2 separate regions of the Mus musculus genome follow, and region 2 is linked to region 1. A link is a loop called in an ENCODE intact Hi-C map of the cell type or tissue named here. Cell type or tissue: gastrocnemius. All regions are shown on one strand. Links, peaks and the distances in the headings refer to the core of each region. The heading gives the core; the rest is flanking DNA.

What was found. Peaks named below come from ENCODE experiments on the same cell type or tissue, not always from the same donor. Only the 100,000 strongest peaks of a DNase experiment are listed, where the experiment ranks them.
Region 2: a loop joins it to region 1, with 6 times the contacts of the local background. A loop is called at or near these places in 16 of 42 quality-filtered maps.

The regions. Positions count from the first base shown.
Region 1 is chr1:133,036,223-133,044,554 of GRCm38, reverse strand. No RefSeq gene overlaps it. Among named protein-coding and RNA genes, the nearest start is that of Pik3c2b, 5.6 kb to the left of the region's middle. In gastrocnemius, for the core only: CTCF peaks have their summits at 4,757 and 4,956 (motif pointing left); a DNase peak (open chromatin) is centred at 4,895.
Region 2 is chr1:133,096,777-133,105,108 of GRCm38, reverse strand. It overlaps Pik3c2b (phosphatidylinositol-4-phosphate 3-kinase catalytic subunit type 2 beta), which reads right to left. Exons shown (of 33, transcript NM_001099276.2): 24 at 6,309-6,478; 25 at 5,800-5,956; 26 at 5,395-5,504; 27 at 4,183-4,384; 28 at 3,655-3,779; 29 at 2,712-2,829; 30 at 1,675-1,756; 31 at 1,202-1,308; 32 at 1-122. Among named protein-coding and RNA genes, the nearest start is that of Gm51647, 7.3 kb to the right of the region's middle. In gastrocnemius, for the core only: no CTCF peak of the experiment used is centred there; a DNase peak (open chromatin) is centred at 3,508.

The sequences.
Region 1 (8,332 bases), core at 124-8,123:
GCTGCCATTTGAACTTGATATGTAGCCCAGGCTGGCTTCAAATTCATGATTGTACTGCCTCTTTCTCCTAAGTGCTGAGCCAACACCCTTGGCTTGGTTTTCTTTTAAGACAAGAAAGAAATGTGTTCCTATGCTGAGAGGTAAGACCAGGGAGCAAAGGGGTGAAAATGCAAACTGTCCCAAAGAGGAAAGGAGATGGCCCAAAGCATGCGAGACAAAGTTGCCTGGAGAGACTCACTGGCAAATGGATTTGGAGAGCAGTAAGTCTTGAAGCTATACCCTGAAGAAAAAAAATAGTTGCTACTTGATCGTCTTTGAGAATTCTGCTGAGACAAAAAGAGTAAAAATAGTATAGAAAGCTGGTTGTGGTGGCACATGCCTTTCATCCCAGCACTTGAGAGACAGAGGCAGGCAGAATTCTGAGTTCGAAGCCAGCCTGGTCTACAGAGTGAGTTCTAGGACAGCCAGGGCTACACAGAGAAACCCTGCCTTGAAAAACAAAACAAAACAAAACCAATAGATAGGATTGAAGATGTAAAAAATGTGGTTAGGTTTTAAATGACCATAGAAAGAAACGAGGGGGGCTGGTGAGATGGCTCAGTGGGTAAGAGCACCCGACTGCTCTTCTGAAGGTCCAGAGTTCAAATCCCAGCAACCACATGGTGGCTCACAACCATCTGTAACAAAATCTGACTCCCTCTTCTGGAGTGTCTGAAGACAGCTACAGTATACTTACATATAATAAATAAATAAATCTTAAAAAAAAAAAAAAGAAAGAAACGAGGGAGTACATAACTCGGTTTACACAAGGCCCTGGCTTAAGCCCCCAACACCAAGAGAGAACTAAGGATGGAGGCCCACAGCTGCTTACAGCTAGCATAGAGGCCACAGCTAGTGCTGGATATTTTTGTATGATGATGCAGATACTATTTGAATGTTTTCATCTGTAGCACCTAGACACCCGGATGTATAACACTGAGTCAGAGTTGCAGGTCTTCAGGACAGGTTCAGCGGAAGAATAAAGAAGAGGGCTTTTGCTGGGCAGTGGTGGCACACACCTTTAATTCCAGCACTTGTGAGGCAGAGGCAGGCGGATTTCTGAGTTTGAGGCCAGCCTGGTCTACAGAGTGAGTTCAAGGACAGCCAGGGCTGTACAGAGAAACCCTGTCTGGGGGGTGGGGGTGAGGGGGTGGGAAGGGCTCTTAGAGCTGGGAAGATGGCTCAGAGGTTAAAAGCATTGACTGCTCTTCCAGAGGTCCTCAGTTCAATTTCCAGCAACCACATGGGAATCATCTGTAAAGTGATCTGATGTCTTCTTTTGGTGTGTCTGAAGAGAGAGACAGTATATTCACATAAAGTAAATAAATAAATCTTTTTTTAAAAAAATCTCTGAGTTCCAGGCAAGCCTGGTCTACAAAGTGAGTTCCAGGACAGCCAAGGCTACACAGAGAAATCCTGTCTTGAAAAACCAGAAGGGAGAGGAACAGGAGGAGGAAGAGGAAGAGGAGGAGGAGGAAGAAAGAAGAAGAAGAGGAAGAAGAAGAAAGAAGAAGAGGACGAGGGAAGAGGAGGAGGAGGAGGAAGAAGAGGAGGAAGAAGAAGAAGAAGAGGAGGAGGAGGAGGAGGAGGAAGAAGAACCCACACATGCCACCCACACAGTATTCAATCCAGGCAGGCAGAACTTCCAGTTGAAGGAATGACCACATCCTATCCCCCTCACCGCCCCCCCCCCCACACACACATACACACACAAAAGAAGACGGTATTTAAAAAGGCAACGCAGGTGTGATCAGAGGTTTGTAGATTAGAAGCTTATCTTGGATTATCCAGCAAGGCCCAGTCTAATCACTCCTGCCCTTAAAACTGACAGTCCTTCCCAGAGATGCCCAGGATGATGGAAGGAAGGGTAGAAGAATGAATGTGGATGGCTTTCGGGTTGTAGCTGGACGTCCCCTGGAGGTGAGGAAAAGACAAAAAACAGAAGAAACACAGCCTTGTGACAGACACCCAGGCTTCAGTCCAGAGACTTGGGTGGACTTCTAACCTACTGAACTGTAAGGTCAGACATTTGTTTTGAAGTAGGGGGTTTTGTTTTTTAGACAAACTCTGATGTAGCTCTGCTCTATAGCTGAGGGTGGCCTTGAACTCCAGACCCTCCTACCTCTACCTCCCAACTGCTGAGATTACACCTATTGCACACCACACTCGGCTCCCTAGCAGTTGGCTTGGCAGTACTAGGTACTGGACATATTATGTCATGCGTGAGAGGCAACAATCTACCATTGAACTATAGCCCTAGTCCTAGCTCTGTATGCTTTGAAGTCCACTTAACTGAGGGGTAAAGGGGATTTGTTATGGAGGCAATAATAAATATTCTATTTAATAATATTTAACTGGAATCTTCTTTACAGCACCTCCATGTTTGTTTGTTTGATGGTTTGAGACAGGGACCCTCAGAGGCAAGGAACTTTGCTTGAAACTAGCTGGCCCGTGACCTCTGGAGCATCTCCACCATCCGCCCATTTTGCAGTCTCCAGGATTACAAGGGCACCACAACGCTGGACATTTTTATCGTAGATTCTGAGGATCTGAGCTTAGGTTCTCAAGCTTTCAAAGCCAAGTACTTTATGAACTGAGCTATATCTTGGATTCTCTTGTCTTCTATTCTCCATTTCTCTCTCTCTCTTTCTCTCGGGGAGGGTAATTTTGTTGTTTTTGTTGAAAGAGAGGGTTTTTTAAACAATCCTTCCCCCACTGCCTCTTTTTTTTTTTTTTTCAAGACAGGGTTTCTCTGTGTAGCCCTGGCTGTCCTGGAACTCACTCTGTAGACCAGGCTGGCCTCAAACTCAGAAATCCGCCTGCCTCTGCTGGGATTAAAGGCGTGCACCACCACGCCCAGCACACCCCCACCGCCTCTTGAGTGCAGCAATTACAGGCCTGCACTGCTACAGTTGGCTCCATTGAAGACTTCTTGAAATGTCTTTTTATCACTATTTTATGTGTCTGAGTGTTTTGGCTGCATGTTTGTTTGTGTACAGAATGCATTCTCGTTGCCTGTAGAGGCCAGAGGAGGAGGATAGATTTCCTAGATCTGTAAGTTCAGGTGGTTGTAAGTCACTTTGTGGTGCTGAGAATCAAACCCAGGTCTTCTGGAAGAGCAGTCAGTATTCTGAACTGTGGCGCCATCTTTTTGACCCCCTAGTCTTTTTTAAGGCATGCAACTTTTTCATTTGTTGTAAATGGCTTCAGGGCCAGACACTAAACTGTGGGTTTAGAAGGCTAGAGTACTATTATTAGCAATGCAGGAGAGGCCAGATTGACACACCTGTAATCACAGCCTTAGGAGGCAGAGGCAGGAGGATTGCTGTACCTTTGAGGTCAGCAGATCAGCTGGGGAATTCCAAGCCAGCCTTCTCATTACATCATTATTCCTGACAGCCACATACCCGCCTTAAGGGGTCCATTAATAAATGAGCGTGTAAGGAAAACATGACTGATCCTTATCTAGTGCAGAATACTCTTCAGTTTTAAGAATGAAGGAAACTGCCTATCAGTGGTGGCACATACCTTTAATCTCAGCAGAGTCAGGTGGATCTCTGAGTTCGAGGCCAGCCTGGTCTACAAAGTGAGTTCCAGGACAGCCAGAGCTACACCAAGAAACCTAAAATAATAATAATAATAATAATAATAATAATAAAGTCTCATTTGTATCTGCACTAATGAACATAGGGGGAAATCACACTCCATGTGTTAAGTCAGATAAAGAGATACAGACAGTATATGATTTAACTTCTGTGGAATTCAGACAGTTAGACTGACAGAAGCAGTTGGGGGCTGAGGTTGTGCTGGTAGGGGAGTGACAGGTTATTATTCAGAGGAAAGAAACTTTGAGCTTTGAATTTGGGGGACTCTGATGTACAGCATAGTGATGGTAGTTAATGGTGATGTATTGATCTCACATTCTAACTCCCCCACACACCACTAAAAGAACTGGTGGGAACTGGGCACACACATTAATTCTGGCAAAGTGTGAGGCGTGTAGGAGGAATATAAATTTGACACCAGCCGGTGCTACACAATGAGACCCTGTCTTTTTAAACATGTATTTAGTTGTGTATGTGACTGCTCTGTCTTGTAAGACAGAAGAGGGTATCAGGATCTCATTGTGGATGGTTGTAAGCCACGGTGTGGTTGCTGGGAATTGAACCTCTAGAAGAGCAGCCAGTGACTTTGACGCTGAGCCATCTCTCCAGGCTCTAGTGAACCCTATCTTTAAAAAAAAAAAAAAAAAAAATTCGAGCTGGGTGTGGTGGCGCAAGCCTTTGATCCTAACACTCGGGAGGCAGAGGCAGGCGGATTTCTGAGTTCGAGGCCAGCCTGGTCTACAAAGTGAGTTCCAGGACAGCCAGGGGTACACAGAGAAGCCCTGTCTCGAAAAAGAAGAAAAAAAAAAAAAAAAAAAAAAAAAAAAAAAAACAACAACAACAACAACAACAAAAAACACTCAAAATAGCAGCAGTCTGAAAATAATTAGTGGGTGAAATTAAGCCTGTGACACCTACAGAAGGCCCACCTGGGCTTGGCATCGAACACTGGAAATCTCAGAACTCCAGGGAGGAGGAAGGGGGATGAAGAGTTTAAGGCTAGACTGGGATACATAGACATCTCAAAACTCATAATAAACAAGGGCTAGACAGAGAGAGGGATGGCTCAGCCATTGAGCACCTGCTGCTCTTTCGGAGGAGTTGGTTCAGTTGCTGGACCCACAGCAGGTGGCCCAAGAAACTCCAGTTCCAGAGGTTCAGCACCCTCTTCTGGCCGCCACAGGCGTGTTCATCACACAGTGACAAGACAGACAGGCACGCATACACATACATTCAAAAATAAAATAAATAAAACAACAGCAGCCCCAGAGAACTAGATGCTCCATGTGCAGAATTTGTGAGTTTAGCCTGCCCTCTAGTGGACACATTAAATCCAGCAGTCATGCAAGAAACAGTTTCAAGAAGCAGGCAAGATGTTTGGTTCTAGGTAAGGCAAGGTGTGAGACGACACCTGTGATGGTGTTTCCACACAACATACACGCAAAGCAGAGACATTTATTGCTGCCTCAGATGGGCCCTGCTGTGTTAATTTCCTCCTCCTCCTCCTCCTCCTCCTCCTCCTCTTCCTCCTCCTCTTCTTCTTCCTCTTCTGAGACAGGGTTTTTCTATGGATCCCTGGCTGTACTGGAACTAACTCAGTAGACCATGCTGGCCTCCAACTCAGAAATCCACCTGCCTCTGCCTCCTGAGTGCTGGTAACAAAGGTGTGCTCTACCACTGGCAGGCCAAACGTCTCATAAGAGCAACGTTGTCCTCCTTAGCCTGCCCCAAGCCTGGCCACAGTCTCCCCATTTCCCTTCACTTCTGCCAGCGAGTGTGGCATGTGCTCTCCAAGTTCCTTTCAGATTTGCTGTGTTCCTCCTGGCCACCCTGCTCAGTGAGCAGTTCACTGGTTGGCCAATCTCATTTAATCAGTTTAACTTGAAACATCTGGCTTTATCATCCAGCTGTGACAAGGCCTTTGTGGGAGGAAACCATGAAGGTCTCTTTATTCCTGTTTCTCTCAGGCATCCTGAACAAGCACTGTTTCCCTTCCCATAAAATGTGGTGTGCAAGGTGTAGTATTCCACAATTTTAATCCCAGCCCTCTGGGGGCAGAAGCAGGCAGATTTCTGGGAGTTTGAGGCTAGCCATAATCTACATAGCAGCAGGTTCCAGGCCACCCAGGGCTACAAAAATCCGGGAGTGTGATTCATCCCACACCTCGAACAAAGAGACAGAGAAACATTTTTCTTGCTTGAGATATATAACTTGCTCAAGAAATAGGTCCAAGTAATTAAATAGATAGATATTTGTTTAGCTCATTACAGTTTCTTCCATATGGCTGACAACTGCTTCAGCTCCACTCTGATAATGTAGTTTTCTTATTGAAAACTCTAGTCCCGTCCATTTTATAAATCATACTTGTCAGGGTCCGGGGTCACCCCACAAACCACATGTATCTCAATCAGATGGGGATAGTTTATTGAGCATTCACCCCGGACTGACTGATCAGGACCACAGAGCAGACTCCAAAGCTGACCACAACCTTGATCCAGAATCCTACTGAGCTTTTAAGCCTGACATCCACAAACATCTGTGCCAAGTTATTCCACCAATTAGAATTCACGGATAGGGGGTGTGATGGTTTGTATATCCTTGGACCAGGGAGTGGCACCATCTGAAGGTGTGGCCTTGTTGGAATAGGTGTGACCTGGTTGGAATGGGTGTGTCATTGTGGGTGTGGGTATAAGATCCTCACCCTAGTTGCCTGGAAGTCAGTCTTCCACTAGCAGCCTTTGGATGAAGACATAGAACTCTCAGCTCCTCCTGTGCCATGCCTGCCTGGATACTGCCATGCTCCCACCTTGATGATAATGGACTGAACCTCTGAACCTGTAAGCCAGCCCCAATTAAGTATTTTTTTTATAAGACTTGTCTTGGTCATGGTGTCTGTTCACAGCAGTAAAACCCTAACTAAGACAGGGGGTTTCCTTAGGAACAAGTCTGTGATGGTTTGAATATGCTTAGCCCAGGGAATGACTCTATTAGGAGGTGTGGCCTTGTTGGAGTAGGTGTGGCCTTGTTGGAGTAAGTATGTCATTGTGGGCATGGACTTTGAGACCCTGATCCTAGCTCTCTGGAAGCCAATCTTCTTCTGTTTGCCTTTGGAACAAGATATAGAACTCTCGTTTCCTCCAATGCCATGCTCCCACCTTGACGGCAATGGACTGAACCTCTGAACCTGTAAGCCAGCCCCAATTAAATGTTGTCCTTATAGGAGTTGCCTTGGTCATGGTGTCTGTTCACAGCAGTAAAACCCTAACTAAGACAGATATGAATATTAGATAAGGCAAGTCTCCTGCCACAGTTGAATACCCCAAACAATGGGAACAGGAGAAGTGTACAACAAAGAGATGTTCCTAAGCAAACCCCCTATCCTTAAATCCTGAATGGTGAAACAACTTGGCACAGATGTTTGTGGATTTGGGGCTTAAAAATCCTGTAGGACCTTAACTCAGGGTCTTGGTTCAGTTCCTGAATCTGGACCATAGCCCTGGTTGACTAGGCCTGGGGTGTATGTTCAATATTGTCTGACTGAGACCAGTGTTTGTGTGGCTTATGAGGCGATTCCTGGACTCCAACACAAAACATAACAGAATATGCAATCAACTCAGGCATCAGAAAGTTTTCTAGTAACCGTAGTAACAGCACATGATAAAGTTTATTCGTAACAGTAATAACAGCATAAAATGGCTGGCTAGACCAGGCAGCAGTTAGTTACCCAGGCCTTAACAATACCCTATTGCTCTTCAGGTCCTGCATTTATTTGCTGTTTGCATATGTTTAAAGATTTGTTTAGTTGTGTGTGTGTGTGTTTGCCTGTGCTCCAGGTGCCTGCAGGAAGGAGTCCTGAGGAAAACAGATGTTATTAGTCCCCTGGAATTGGAGTTACAGGCAGTTGTGAGCTGCCTGCTGTGTGAGTTCCCTGTGTCCTGTGCAAGAGCTGATGTGCTCATAGCTACCTAGTCATCTCTTCAGCCCCCAACTGTTTCCTGTTTCCTTCCTTCCTTTCCCTCTGTGTAGCCCTGGCTGTCCTGGAACTCACTCTGTAGACCAGGCTGGCTTCAAACTCAGTCTCCCGAGTGCTGGGATTAAATGTGTACACCATCACTTTAATGGTGTTAAAACAGGCTTGTGTTTAACCCACTGCACCATCTGACCAGCTGTCCTTGTACATTTTGGGCTTGCTCCCTCAGATTTAATTTGCAATGGAAAATGTAATAGAATAATAAAAACTTGCATTTGGAGGGTGTGCTGGCTGGTTATACATAACTTTGATACAACCCAGAGTCATTCAAGAAAATGGAACTTCAGTTGAGAAAATGCTTTTACTATATTGACCTGTGGACAAGCCTGTGGTGTGTTTTCTTGATTGATGACTGATGTGGGAAGGCCCAGCTCACTGTGGGCAGGACTAGGCTAGTGGTCCTGGATGCTATAGGAAATCAGGCTGAGCCAGGCAGTGGTGGCACATGCCTTTAATCCCAGCACTTGTGAGGCAGAGGCAGGTGGATTTCTGAGTTTGAGGCCAGCCTGGTCTACAAAGTGAGTTCCAGGACAGACAGGCTATACAGAGAAACCCTGTCAAAAAACAAAACAAAACAACCAAAAAGAACCCAAACAAGGGGCTGGAGAGATGGCTCAGCGGTTAGGAGAACTGACTGCTCTTCTGAAGGTCCTGAGTT
Region 2 (8,332 bases), core at 139-8,138, 61 kb before region 1:
TTGTAGGTAGGGTTGCAGGTTTTCCGGGCCACCTTGGTTTTCCTCTTTGTGGTTTTCTGAGGGTCAGGAAGGAGGTAAATCTTTACATAGGGGTCAGGGTCATTGCCATCCTGGAGCGGTTGCTACAATGGAACACAAACAGAAGTTGAAGGGTCCAGGCAGCATCTTCTACTTTCTAATGGTCCCTGAGGCTACCCTTTGGTCTAGATTATATCTTGCTCCCCCTCTGGCGTTTTGTGGCATGCACCTAATCTTTCTGTCTGATTCCCAGCTCATTACACTCTGATAAAAACACCTACTGTGATTACATTGAATAGATAGATAGATTAGTTTTCAGTTTCAGTTTTTCAAGACAGGGTCTCTCTCTACATAGCTCTGGCTATCCTGGAGCTAACTATACAGACCAGGCTTGACACAAGCAGAGAATGGTCTCTCTGCCTCCCAAGCTCTGGGATTAAAGAAACGAATGCATCATGTGCCTGGCCTGTACTACAGTTGCAAATGAGCCATCGGGTCTCTGAGGCATCTTTTCTCCATGATTAACTTGTCAATTGGTCCCTTGAAGCCCTCAGAGGTAGAGACACGAGTCTGAGAGCAGAGGCTGTCTGCTCAAGGCCAGCTAACTACTGATTCACTTTGATTGACTCGGTTCAGTTTTTCTTTGTTTTCTGAGCCCCAAAGTAAGCCATATAAGATGCTGCACATCACAAATGTTCAACAAAAGTTCCTTGCCCATCCGTGATGCTGTTAGAACCTGGTACTGCCTTGCCTCTGCCGGGAGGAAGTGCAAGGGCTGCCCTGTCTACAATCACCTGTCTACATGTATCTATTACTACAGCCAGGTAGGAAGCCCCCTAGGTCTCTCCTTTATAAAACTATAATTACTACCACAACAGTACTACTCAGAAAGGCAAGAGCTTCCCATGTTATTATTTCATCCCTACAGCAACCCTTGGAAGAGGCACCAATATCATCTTAGAAAGAGGCTCTCAGTACCCAGGACACTGCCACAGACCACAGCAAGCAAGCAGCTGTGCCTGAATTGCCTGGTCAGCCGCAGGCCTGGCATAGGCGGCCTGCGGTGGAGGCTCAATAAATTTCTGTGGTCACTCTCATTATCCAGGGGCGGAGAAAGACTGATTCGTCCAAAAACTACCAACAGAAAGACCAAAGACCACAGGAGAGCTGTGCCTGTACTTACCAAGCCCCGAATATGCATCACCATGATGAAGAGTTTGTTGTTTTTGTAGGAGATAGACAGCTTCACCTCCCCACCGACCTTCCCAACCGGCCGGGCCCACGTCCCATCTGCAGAAATAAAGGAAACAGAAGTCTATAGGCCAGGAGTGCCCCTGGTTGGTGCCAGGCAGACATTTCTACTTCCTTCCTGAAGCCCTGCCCGGCCTGTCAGGTTTCTGATTCTCAGGTGCTCTAGAATGCAATGTGGGATTGGGTAGGGATGAGTGTACCCTATCGGATAGGGTCATCACTACCTGAATAGCCGTCCCCAAGGGAACCCAGCCGTAGAGCTGTGGACACCACAGCCCGGATGGAAAACCTGAGTCCTGGGCCAAGTAAACAACTGAACAGGAAAGAGGATTGCCAAAGAGGTGGGGCTATGGTTTGGCAGGACTGCCACCAGGAAGGTGCTGTGCCACCAGGAAGGTGCTGTACCTGAGGACTTCGGAGCTGGGCTGGGGCCTGAAGCCTTCTCATCTCGGGGCAGGGGGTGGAAGAAAGTATACACCAGATCACACTGGAACAGACCAGAAAACAGGGCCACTCTTCAGTAAGACATGACCCAGGAAGGGTTAATTTTATTTACACAGATACACACACACACTTTTTTTTAAAGAAAAAAAAAAATAGCCGATGGTTGGATGCGTAGGGGAGCCAAATCTTATACTCTCAGCACTCAAAATGTAAAGGGTAGATTGTTATAAGTTCCAGGTTAGCCTAGTCTGCAAAGTGAGTTCTAGGCTAACCTGAGCTAAAGAGCAAGACCCCAAGCTAGACTGTGGTGGTGGCACAGGACTAATCCCAGCATCTAGGAAGCAGAAGCAGGTAGATCGAGGCCAGGCTGGTCTACAGAGTGAGTTCTGGGACAGCCAGGCCTACCCAGAGAAACTCCATCTCCAAAAATAAAAACTAGGAGACCTCAACTCAAAAGACAAAACAGACAAAGGTAAGTAAATAAAAACATCCAGGCCACTTTGGGCCAAAAGCAGTCTATAGTACTGCACTTCTCGCTTCCCGATTTCCCCACTGACAGGCACGCACAGCTGGGGCGGGAGAAATCCTGGAGTTAGTCTGGGGCTGAAACACAAGCCTTTCTCTGGAGAATGTTTCTAACTTAAGCATGGGAAATGAAAGCAAAACCAAACCAAACCTACGTCTGAGGCTAGACCCACCACAAACCAAACCTAGGTCTGAGGCTAGACCCACCACAAACCAAACCTAGGTCTGAGGCTAGACCCACCACAAACCAAACCTAGGTCTGAGGCTAGACCCACCACAAACCAAACCTAGGTCTGAGGCTAGACCCACCACAAACCAAACCTAGGTCTGAGGCTAGACCCACCATACACTGTGCTCTCTCATCTGTGGTAGAGCCAGGCACTGGTCATTCCTCAAGAGTACAGACCGCTCATGTCTTCCCTAGGACTCAGACCTACTTCTCTCACACCCCCACCCCACACCCACTCACTCACCTCAGCCACCTCAGGGGCTGCATGAATCAGGTGCCAGATGTAGCCATTTAACTCCTCCTTCCTCCTCTCAGCCACTGCCTCTCCCCGGGAGCGGCCAATCACAAACCGGCTAGGGAAGCTAGTGTGAGAGGCAGAAAACAGACATAGGGACACGAGTGAGTCTGAAGGCTTAGACATTCCATTTGCATCTCTAGTTACCTTTCTTCCCTGACTCCTACTAGACTCCCCAGTCTGTGCTCACATCTGTGCCTGGGTTGATCCAGCTCTATCTCTTTCTCTGTACACACCACACACACACACACACACACACACACACACACCCCGGAAGCCAGGTCCCAAACTCTTTCCATCTTGCAAAACTGAGGCAGCACACTTGTTATACCTCAGCCACCAAGTCTACATTCCATCCCTAAGACTCTGATTACTCTGGGGGACTCCAATAAACAGAATCATCTTCTGCCCTGGCGTCTTTCATTTAGGCGCATGACGTAGCTATCAAAGGTCCTTCCCTTTCAATTATATATACATATTATATTATTATATATTAATTTCAATTATATATTATGTTATTATATATTGCTATACTATAAATGATCATATATACATTGTATTATCTATATTATATATACACACACATACATTCTTTTGCTATGTTATAAACCTCGAGTCACATTGAGATCACCTAGTGCCCTGCTTTCAGCTCAGCTGGCTTGCTTTCTGGCTGGTGCCCCCACACTTTGTTTTCCAAGACTAGGGCAAGGCGGTTGGGATGTCTGGAGATACGAGCCAGCAGGGGGCGCTCCTGTTACCAAGCCCAACACCAGGCTGACAGATTCTCAGTTTGAAATGGTTCTTTCTCAAACAGCAGTCCTGCTAGCTCCCTCCCTCGTACCCCCCACCCCCATCTTTCAGCTCTGGCAAGACTGGGGGGGGGAGGGGCTACCTGGGCAGGAAGGAAGAAGGGAAGAGCAGGCGCAGCTTATTGTGCAGTTCCTGGAACTCCTCGAATGTCCTCTGGATGTATGTCGCCTCGTGAGCATTCTCTCGCATCACCTTCACCACATATACCTGCAAAGGACAAACTCAGAGTACTCCTGCCTGACTCGCTACCGACTAGAGGGGAGTAGGAGTGCTTGTGTTCGTGGGAGTGTGGGGTGTGTGTTACATGCCCGAAGGAAAGTCTCTAGTAGAGATAAGAGGGTAGGCAGCACACAGGCAGGAACCTAAAAGCAGAGACTTCCTACCTGTGTCTCACCGGACACATGACTCACAGAATTACCAACCAGTTCAGCGGCCTGAGCCTACTTTAATGCAGGTCACATCAGCGAGGGAACTGGTCTGTCTGGGTTTACTCCCAGTGCAATGGCCTCAGTAAACTCCAGGGCCCACTGTGCAGGTGTGGAGGAAGAGTTTACTCTAAGAAGGCCGGTGGACAGGGAGCAACAGAGGGTCAGAGAGGAGAAACACTTACATAGCCCTTGCTGGGGTGGAAGATCTTCTCATGTCGGCAGAGGAAGACATCTCGGATGCGGCCAGAGCTCTTGAGAGTGTGTGTCCGGGGAGCGAAGGAGAGGGTCAGCCGGTCATCTGAGCCTGTGAACTTCATCTGAGCCAGGTTATGGATGAAAAAGTTGAGTTTCGTGGCTACGCTGCCCAGGCTGGACTCAATCAACCTGTTTGAGCATGGGAAACAGGGGATGCAGCCAGGGACCCAACCTGCCTTTGCCTTGACAGCTGCCCAAGCAGATATTGTAAACCCTGAGATTTCTTTTCTTCTTTGAGGGAGGGGGACAGGATCTCACTGTGTAGCCTAGCTTCAAATTCATGGTGATCCTCTTGCCTCAAGTTAAGTACCAGGATGACAGGTGTGTGCTATCAAGCCCTGAGTCCTAAAAACAACCACCAGATTGAATTATCTTCCCAATGTAATAGTCTCAGAGCACCTGATTGACGCAATCACCTCATGTAGTTTATGTCTGTGAATCCTGAGTTCCTGTCCCTCCTGCCAAGGGACGAGGGAAACTTGGAACAGCACATGCCCACCTAGTACTATCAAATGGAATTCAAGGACCACACTAGGCCCTGCTCAAAAACACTAAATTCTATGTGAGGTCTGGTGGAAGAGCCAGAGTCTGACCAAAAGAAGGATTATAAACTGGATGTGGGGGCTCACACCTTTAATTCCAGCAGAGGCAGGTGGATCTCAGAGTTCCTTCAAGACTAGCCTAGTTTACAGAACAGGTTCCAGGACAGCCAGGGCTACACAGGAAGATCCTGTCTTGAAAAACTAAAACTAAAACCTTTTAATAAAATCCAGCTTCCACCCTGACTCCTAGACAAAGTCGGTGGTTGGGACCTGGTAAAGAGACAAATAAGAGACAGGCAGTGGTGGCACATGCCTTCAATCCTAGCACTTGGGAAGCAGAGGCAGACAGATCTCTGAGTCTGAGGCCATCCTGGTCTATAGAGAGAGTTCCAGGACAGCCTGGGCTACTTATACATATTGGCCTCAGAATGCAGACAGGAACAAACTGATTACCAAGGCAAAAATGGGGATAGCAGATCCAAGCCCTGGCCTTAACGTTTGGGCTAAGCCTGTCCCACTGCCCAGCCTGCTCCTGCCAGCCTGGCAGGCAGCCAATGGACTACTTAGGTGGCAGTGCTGGTTTGTGCTGCGTGTTACCTTGTGAAGTAGGTGGTGGCATTGGCCTCTGTGTCCTGAGGTCTCAGGGCATCATACACATACTTGAGGTCCTCCAGGTCTGAGAGCTCGGGGATTCCACAGGACAGCATCTGGAAGAGGAAAGGAGAGCACCGGGTAACAGCAGCCCAGCATCGCTTCCTCTCTGCCGTAGGCCAGGGTTTTCTATACAAGCTGCCTGATTGGGGTTATAGGCAGATGCTGTGGCAGAGGGCCACAGAAATGGAGGGGCTAAAGTAAGAGGTCAGGCCCCACTGTCCCTGGGTTGTCTGGATGCCCTTAGGGAAGAAGTGGAGCCCCAGGAATCCTCTGGAACAACCCAGGGCAGCCTTGAAGATGGAGCCAGGTAATAAGAAAGAGGGCTCACAAAGAGATGGAGTTTCTCACCAGGCCCAGAAGGTTGAGGAAGAGGTGGGTGTGCTTGCGAATGAGGTTGTAGGCTTGGCAGCAAAGGTCAACAAAATCATGGAAGCGGCTGGAAGGCTTGTCACCCCCATTGATGACATACGCCATGTCTGAGGTGAAGACAAACGGGGCACGGTCCCTGGGCCAAGGGGACATAGAGGGTAGACGGTCAATACGGAGAAGGGAGGTCATCTTGTAAGCGCCATCAATCGAGGTCTGCTTTCCTTCCCCTCACCATGTGTTCCGACCTGGGATCTAGTAGTACCTTCTCCCAGCTCCCCACTAGTTCGAAGCTTCCCATCGCTTTGCTTGGTCCCCAATGAGGAAGAAGAGCCGATCTTTGCCCTGCACAAACTCGAGCTCCTTACCGGTCTTCTGGTCTCCAGAAGCTGCTCAGCCCAGGGTCAGTGCCCTGAGGCCCAGCTGCTCCAGTCTCTGTCTTGTGTCCCAGCCCTGAACCACTCTGGCCCTCCACACAGGAAGCCACTTACCTCTTGATGTTACCAAACATCTGTGCGTGACCCAGGAAGCGGCCGAAATCTATATGGAACATGTGGCCCGTGGTCTTTAGCATGATGTTGTCATTGTGTCTGTCACAGATGCCCAAGATGTATGTAGCTACACAGCAGCCAGCACAAGAGTAGATGAAGTTCTCCACAGCCTGTGGAAGTGGAGGCAGGTGGTGGAGCCACAGCCAGCTCTGACCTTCTTCTCTCGTGTGAACTCCAACGGCACCCGGCACCTGCCTGCTTACCTTCATCATATACCAAAGCACACACTTGTTTGTTTTTTTCTTTTTCTTTCAGGGGGGCAGGGGTGGGGTTGAGACAGGGTTTCTCTGTGTAGCCCTGGCTGTCCTGGAACTCACTCTGTAGACCAGGCTGACCTCGAACTCAGAAACCCGCCTGCCTCTGCCTCCCAAGTGCTGTGATTAAAGGTGTGCGCCACCACTGCTTGGCCAAAGCACACACTTATGTACATAGAAATGACCTCCATTTTTTTTTTTTGAAGTAGGAGAAGAAAGGTTTATATGTCTATACATACCCTTCAACTGAATTTGTTTTTTTGTTTTGGCTGGAGAGACAGTGGACACAAGCAAATCCAGACAGGAAGACCTTAGTGGACAGAAAGGCTGATGCTTAAAACCTTTCCCACAGGTCATGAGAACCCTGACTTGAGTCTGGCTACTGAATAGCAAGCAGAACTAAAGGCACCTGACCCTTCTTCATCCACCCGTCTTCCTGCCCCAAATAACACTCCACTCCCAGAGTGCTTGATGCCAGCTAAATGCTTACCTAATTAAAATCACCCCACTCCAGAGAAGAGCTGAGGCAGCTTCACACTTCCTGCAGTGTTTTGCACTTGAAAATCAGATCTCTCTATTTGGTAAAATGTGTTGGGGATATTTTGGAGGCTTGTGGGGTGGGAGGGGCTGGGGTAAGAGCATTTGTGTCATAAGCACGAAGATCTGAGTTTGAATCCGCAGTAACAATGTTAAAAACAAAAAAAGCCAGGTATGCCATGCGTGCCGATAGCCCCAGTGTGGTAGGACAGAGACAGGCAGCGTCAGGGAGCTCACTGGCCTGCCAGCCTAGCCGAAACAGCAGGCTTCCAGCTCATCAACAGACCCTATCCGTACAGTAAAGTACAGTGACAGTGGAAGACACCTGATGAGCTGCTATGGCCTGTACACCCATGGGTGTGTGCACTAAGCTCACTCATGTCCATACACACACACAAAGGAGGAGGGAGCCAGGCATGGTGTCATTTGGGAGGCCGAGACAGGCCTCTTTGAGTTTGAGGGCCAGCTTGGTCTACAGAGTGAGTTCCAGGCCAGCCAGCGCTACATAATGAGACTCTGTCTCAAAAATCCAGACATCGTAGAACTCAGCTTCTGTACAGGAAAGATCATTTCTTAGAAAGAAAAAAAAAACCTATGAATGAAAGGAAACCACTTGAATAGGAACATAGCCTATCCAATCCCAGACCTGACTTACCATCTCTAGTAACCTGCCCGTCACAGGCGTTCTTTATAGATAATGTCTCTGGAAGGTCACAAAAATGCTGTATGAATGACCGCCAGTAAGGACTACACTCTCTTCCCACCTCCCTGAGCCTGCAGGTATGAATCTCGATTCATGTATAGTCCTCCTCCTTACTGGAGGGTCTCACTGATATAATGTGGATTCTGTATACTAAATATAGTCAAGTTCTTTTCTTCTGCGCATTACCATAAGAAACCACTAGTACTGCGTCTCACTCTTGTAATCCCAGCATTCAGGAGGCTGAGGCAAGGAGAAGCATGAATTCCAGGCCTGCTTGAGCTATGCTACAGAGTAAGGTCCCGTCTCAAAAAACCAAAAGGGGGTTAAAAACTAACAAAGTTAGCTTCCAGGTACGTGTGTGCTTGTTGGAGACACGTTCACATTTATTATGACTTGCTAGGACACTGGCATGCAGTCATTACAATTCTGACACCTAGCACGGGGCTCGAGATGGGAAGCATTCGGCACCT